Regions from separate parts of the Homo sapiens genome. Here region 1 is linked to region 2. Evidence: read pairs that join two places in POLR2A ChIA-PET (ENCODE). Cell type or tissue: OCI-LY7. All regions are shown on one strand. Links, peaks and the distances in the headings refer to the core of each region. The heading gives the core; the rest is flanking DNA.

Region 1 (2,802 bases), core at 69-2,568, 88 kb before region 2:
TCAAAAAAAAAAAAAAAGAATGTATACAGAAGAAGGTTCATCTAAAATAACATAAATATTCATCATGTATCTGGGGAAATATAGATACATTTCTACCTTTTAAGTCAAAAAGCTGGAAAGAAACCAGCCATCAGTGAGTTAAGAGGTGTCACACGGAGGGGGCATTGAAGAACCCACACTTTTCAATATTTTTCCCCTTTACTGTTTACTTTCACATGCAACTGCGAATAAAAGCAGTAGATATACTACACACTGGCATTTAGAAATTGTTTAAAATGGAGCTAAAGACATTACATTTAAAATTGAAGAAGAGCATCCCTTTGCAAACCAACCGTGTTTCTCACGCCCTCCAGACCCTCCAGACCCTGCTGAGGCCTCTGCTTTTCCACTGTCAGGCAGAGTCCCCCTGGAGCAAAACTGCTGTGCATCTGAACACCCTGACCCCAGCGAGACCCCAACTCCCCTCCCGCAGGTGAGCCACTGAATTCCTCACCTATTAATGACATGTCCTGATTTTGTTTGGTTTTGTTCTGTTCCATTTTTCTTATAGAATGCCCCATTCTCTAGGAATGGAGTTGAGCAGCTGCCACTCTGTCCTCTGATCAAAGTTATGGTCCTCTCCTGTCTTCCTGTTGTCCCAGCTCACCTGAGAGACTTTCTGGGAAGAGACTCTTAGAGGGAAGGGGAGTACTATGGCATTCATGGAGAATCCCCAGTGACCAGCTTGGAAGGCAGCTGAAATTTTCAAAGGAACTTCCTGCCTATCTGTATCCCAAACTAAAAAGATAGAAAGAAAACCAAACAGCTTTACCAGTTAACAATACCATCCTTCAGTGCACACCATCAGACTCCAAATAATCCATATTAAGTGGTAAAAGCCCATGAACTGGAAAGAAAGAAGGCTTCTGCAATGACAACAACAAAAAGATAGGGCAAGTCCCTAGTATCTCAGGGTATTCCCCACGCCCTGCAGATGTGCGTGATCATACACTTCCCACCAGGTAATACTCGGGAAGTATTTAAGATGCTAGATGAAAGGCATTTGTTACCCAGGGGCAATCCCCCTAAGTTTCTTGCAGTGGTGATTAAAGCGATTGCCCTCCATCCCTTCCCTACCTTCCAGTGATGTGAGGTTTAACTAATGTGCACTTGGGGTTTTAAGATCCCTAGATGAAAAGAGGACCAGATGTGAAAGTTATTATTATTTTGTTCAAAGTAGACGGGTATACTAACATCTGTGGGCAAGTTTACCACACGCCACTTAAAACAGGCTAACAGGGTCATATGCCAAAACGTTCAGGTTTGCATTTTTGAAAAGCTCAGAGATCTGACAGATGTGTTCCGGCCGCGATTTAACATGCGGCTCCAGTGAGAAGGAAGCAGATATGACAAATGGTTCACTTATTTCAGAACTAAAACCCCAGAGGAGCAGCCTGAGCCAAAAAGGGAAGTGATCAATGGAAAAGACGGTCGAATCTGCTCACAGGCAAGGCAAGGGGGCAACACAGAGCATGTGCAGGGAGGAGGAGCTTTCTGTTTGGAAGGTAAATGAAACACTGGGCTGCAGAGAACCCGAAATTATCTTCAAGCATTTTTTAGCCACGCTTGAACTCATTCTAGAATTCATCAGCTAAGTACCCTTATAGGATAAAAAGTCCCTTTCTTCATCTTCTATAAAGAAAGAGATCTGTGGGCTGGGCGCAGTGGCTCATGCCTGTAATCTCAACACTTTGGGAGGCTGAGGTGGGCAGATCATTTGAGGTCAGGAGTTCGAGACCAATCTGGCCAACATAGCAAAACCCATCTCTACTAAAAATAGAAAAAATTAGCCTGGTGTGGTGATGCACACCTGTGATCCCAGCTACTTGGGAGGCTGAGGCATGAGAATCGCTTGAACCCAGGAGAGGCAGAGGTTGCAGTGAGCTGAGATGTGCCACTGCACTCCAGCCTGGGCAACAGAGTGAAACGCCGCCATCTCAAAAAAAAAAAAAAAAAAAGGAAAGAAAAGAAAACAGAAAAGAAGAAAAAAGATTTGTGCCTAGAGAAATTGCAAAAATAAAGACCACCCCACCATCACCCTGCACCAGTAGGATCCAGACTGTGTGAGCAATAAGAAAGTCTAATCGATGCCCAAACACAGGCTTACTGAGAACCATGGTCCACATGAAATGGTGCGTAGTCTCCTCCCAACGCAGCTGTCAGGGAGAACCTATGGACCTAAACCAGATCGTGTCTCCCTAGTCCTATCCACAACCCTCAAAGGCTTCCCATCTCACCAGCAGTCCCGCAGACCCTGCCCTGACGACCCTCCTCTGTCTTCATCTCCTTGGCTCTCCCACTTTGCTCTTTCCACCCAAACTTCCAACATGCCCAGCCCAGCCCTCTGCCCTCTGCCTCGATGCTCCCTCTGTCAGCACAGGGCTCGCTTCCTCAACCCCTTGCCATCTTGGCTCCAATGTCACCCATGCAGTGGGGCCTTCCTAACTCCCCTATGTTCAAAAGCTCAAACACCCAACACTTCCTTGCTTCAAGGGCCTCCACTGTAACAATCACCTTCCCACATGGTACATGTTGTAACTACAGTCGCCATTCCCTATCCACGGGTTCAGTATCCATGGCTTCCATATCTGTGGACTCAACCAACCGTAGATCAAAAATATTCAAAATAAATCAAGAAATGATTGTGCCTGTACTTAACACGTACATATTTTATTTTATTTTTTGAGACAAGGTGTCACTCTGTCGCCCAGGCTGGAAAGCAGCAGCACAATCACGGCTCACTGCAGCCTCAGCTTCCTAGGC
Region 2 (2,802 bases), core at 41-2,540:
CGGCTAATTTTTTTGTATTTGCAGTAGAGACGGGGTTTCACCGTGTTAGCCAGGATGGTCTCGATTTCCTGACGTCGTGATCCACCCGCCCCGGCCTCCCAAAGTGCTGGGATTATAGGCATGAGCCACCACGCCCGGCCCTCTTTCTGCATATTTCATTGCACTCCATTCTCCCCTCAGTTTTGCTCCTGTCTTTGTCCCCTGCGAAAGGAATACGATTAAATTGATTATCATTCTGCTCCATTAAAAAACAATGGGTAAAATGTATTATCTAGCATTCGCCAGGCCCCTCATCACAGATATGCTGTTTCTTGATACCAGCTCCAGATCAGATTTGAAGTCCCAGGCAAAGAACGTGCAAACAGACCAACCAGATGCCATCTCCTTCCACAGGGTTCCAGTGCTGCTAAATGAGATGAAGACCCAGTCCCAAAGCTGTGAGTGTGACTCAGCCAGTCCCCCCGCAACACGAGCTGGGGTTACGTCACCTGCACAAGGTCAACATCTGGAAAGCAGCAGAGCAACCGTCGTGATGGGAGTGGTGCATTCTTCCAAGTTCAAGGCAACTGCAAACATGACATTTGGCGGATGACAAAGGCCTAAAAGGAGACTTAGGATTTGGTTCAACTCTGTACTTCATTCCCTACCGCCTCAGGCTCTCAGGAGCCCATGGATTTTGCCACTCTGAAAGCACAAGAGAGAGAATTCCAGAGTTGCGGAGAAAAATCTTTGGCAAGCCTCGAAAATGGCCAGAACTCATTTTCTTTGTGACAGCGGAACATACAAGCTAAGGGTCCCCATGTAAAAGTTCCCGTCCTCTTGTGAATCTCCTTAACAACAAGGAGCAGTCAAGTGTCCGTAAGAAAAGCATAAATATACAGCTTATGTACACATGTCTTCTGCAGGTGGTTTTCATCAGACTCAAAAGCGAAGCTGTCCTTTTTCTTCTCGAATCTAACAGTGAAGAATCCCAAAGGATATGAAAAGCTCTCAGAATGAATCAGCCACCACTGGGAAAAGCTTACTAACAGGGCTAATTCCAGGGGCCAGTGGCAGATGGAGGTGGGAGCAACGGCCCCTTTCTATGTGTCCAGTGAACAATCAAAAAAGCATCCCAGGTCAGCTGAGGACCCTCCACCATTTCCTCCTGTCTCTTGTCCAACTTGATGACTTCCAGAACTAAAATATTAAAGAGTGTCTACGTCAGGAAGTGACATCAACCAGAACAATATGAGCCTCTGAAGGACAGGTGTCTGGGCAGTTGGACCCGAACCATAGAAAAAAGAAATTCTCTCTTCTGTTGCCACTGGTGCAGATGGATGAGATCTGAGAATCATTTCCTCAGCGGGCAAAAACCCAGGGAAGAGGAACTGGAAAAAGGTCACGTCCAAACAAATATGTCAACCAAACGAAGAGAGTCCCAAAAGGCATGGGCGGACACACACCGCCCACAATAGGAGAAAGCCACCACTGATTTGAAATCATCACGCACTCCAAGGAACATTCTCACAAATGGCCCCTGGGAAAGTTTGTGTGGTCAGGTGGTTAGATGGCCCTAGGAGGCAGGAAGTCACAGAAAGGGTGTACCCCTGAGGGATGGGGAATGTTCTGTGACTCTTCCAACACTGAGTGTCTCCTTACACCTATAAAACTAAAGCTAGGGCAAAATCAGCAGTCCACGTAAAACAAATGGGAGAGCCTCAGCTATAGAATGTCTTCTTACCCAACGGCCCCAAAGCGTAAGAGAAAATCCCACTATCCCATATAAGATGTCTCTACAAAGTGCTTAGCACAAGGTCAGGAATCCTCAGTAAATTTAACCTAAATTTATAATGTTATTGGTTATCTTATTAACAACAACAATAATATTCATAGCTGCCAATGAAGCAGGTGTTCCCTCCAGAGATTAAAAACTCAGTTACCGTCTAAGCAAACCCATTGAGTTCGCTAATGAACCACTTTCTGGAAATCATAGCTATTCAAAATATTCTTTCAAAGTCCAGTATCCCCCATGTGCAAACACTTGCAGTGTCTGCCCCTTCTTCCCCTCCCATTTCTAACCCAGCAATCAGGGATATGGGTGATCAGTTACTGATGCTAGGACCCAATGTCCTCATTCCAACTAAAATACAACACACTACCTTCACCCAGCTTGCTTTTCTCTGTCGCCACAATTTTTCTCTCCTTTACTTCTCCACTATATGAAGAAATGGTAGGATTGTTGTGGCCTCTTCTGGTTTTACCATTCTCAGCTTCTACACCCTTTTCTTCACATTGCTTTGTTTCCAAGGGCTCCATGACTCCGTTTTACTGGTCAGGGAAGATAATTTGAACGTTTGAGCTCCTGGGTGATGTGGGGACAAAACTGGCCTCTCATTCATTTTTGGCCATGACCCAACAGAATGCCTTCCCCACACTGTCTCCTCCATGTCTCTGTCTCGGCCACCTCCCAGGTCAAGCTCATCTTTATCCTAGTTTATGACCACAGGCTCCTAACAGACATCCTGCCTTCTAGGCCTCCTCCCACCAACCAGCCTTCCCAATGCTACCCAAGGGATTTCTCTCCAAGGCAGGACATAGATTTCATTCTTCCCTAATGAGAAGCTTTCAGTGGCTTTAACTTTCTGTTAGTAAAATTCAAGCTCTTTGGGGTTACCTTTAAAAAGGCCTCCATAACGTGACGCCAGTGGGGCTCTCTCTTCTCCCCTCTCGCCAAATCCTCACAAATCCTATATACCAGCCCCATAGGACAACTCCTCTCCTATTGTGCCCTGCACCTTCAACACTCCACCATTTCCCTGC

The links. Peaks named below come from ENCODE experiments on the same cell type or tissue, not always from the same donor. Only the 100,000 strongest peaks of a DNase experiment are listed, where the experiment ranks them.
Region 1: POLR2A ChIA-PET joins it to region 2 with 13 read pairs; 2 of 35 experiments call an interaction of 5 or more read pairs at or near these places.

The regions. Positions count from the first base shown.
Region 1 is chr21:31,325,666-31,328,467 of GRCh38, forward strand. The region is part of intron 2 of TIAM1 (TIAM Rac1 associated GEF 1); the gene reads right to left. Among named protein-coding and RNA genes, the nearest start is that of TIAM1, 17 kb to the right of the region's middle. In OCI-LY7, for the core only: no CTCF peak of the experiment used is centred there; a DNase peak (open chromatin) is centred at 1,426; H3K4me3 peaks cover 351 bases; H3K27ac peaks cover 1,071 bases.
Region 2 is chr21:31,413,430-31,416,231 of GRCh38, forward strand. It overlaps a transcript of TIAM1 not described here. Among named protein-coding and RNA genes, the nearest start is that of TIAM1, 71 kb to the left of the region's middle. In OCI-LY7, for the core only: no CTCF peak of the experiment used is centred there; no DNase peak of the experiment used is centred there.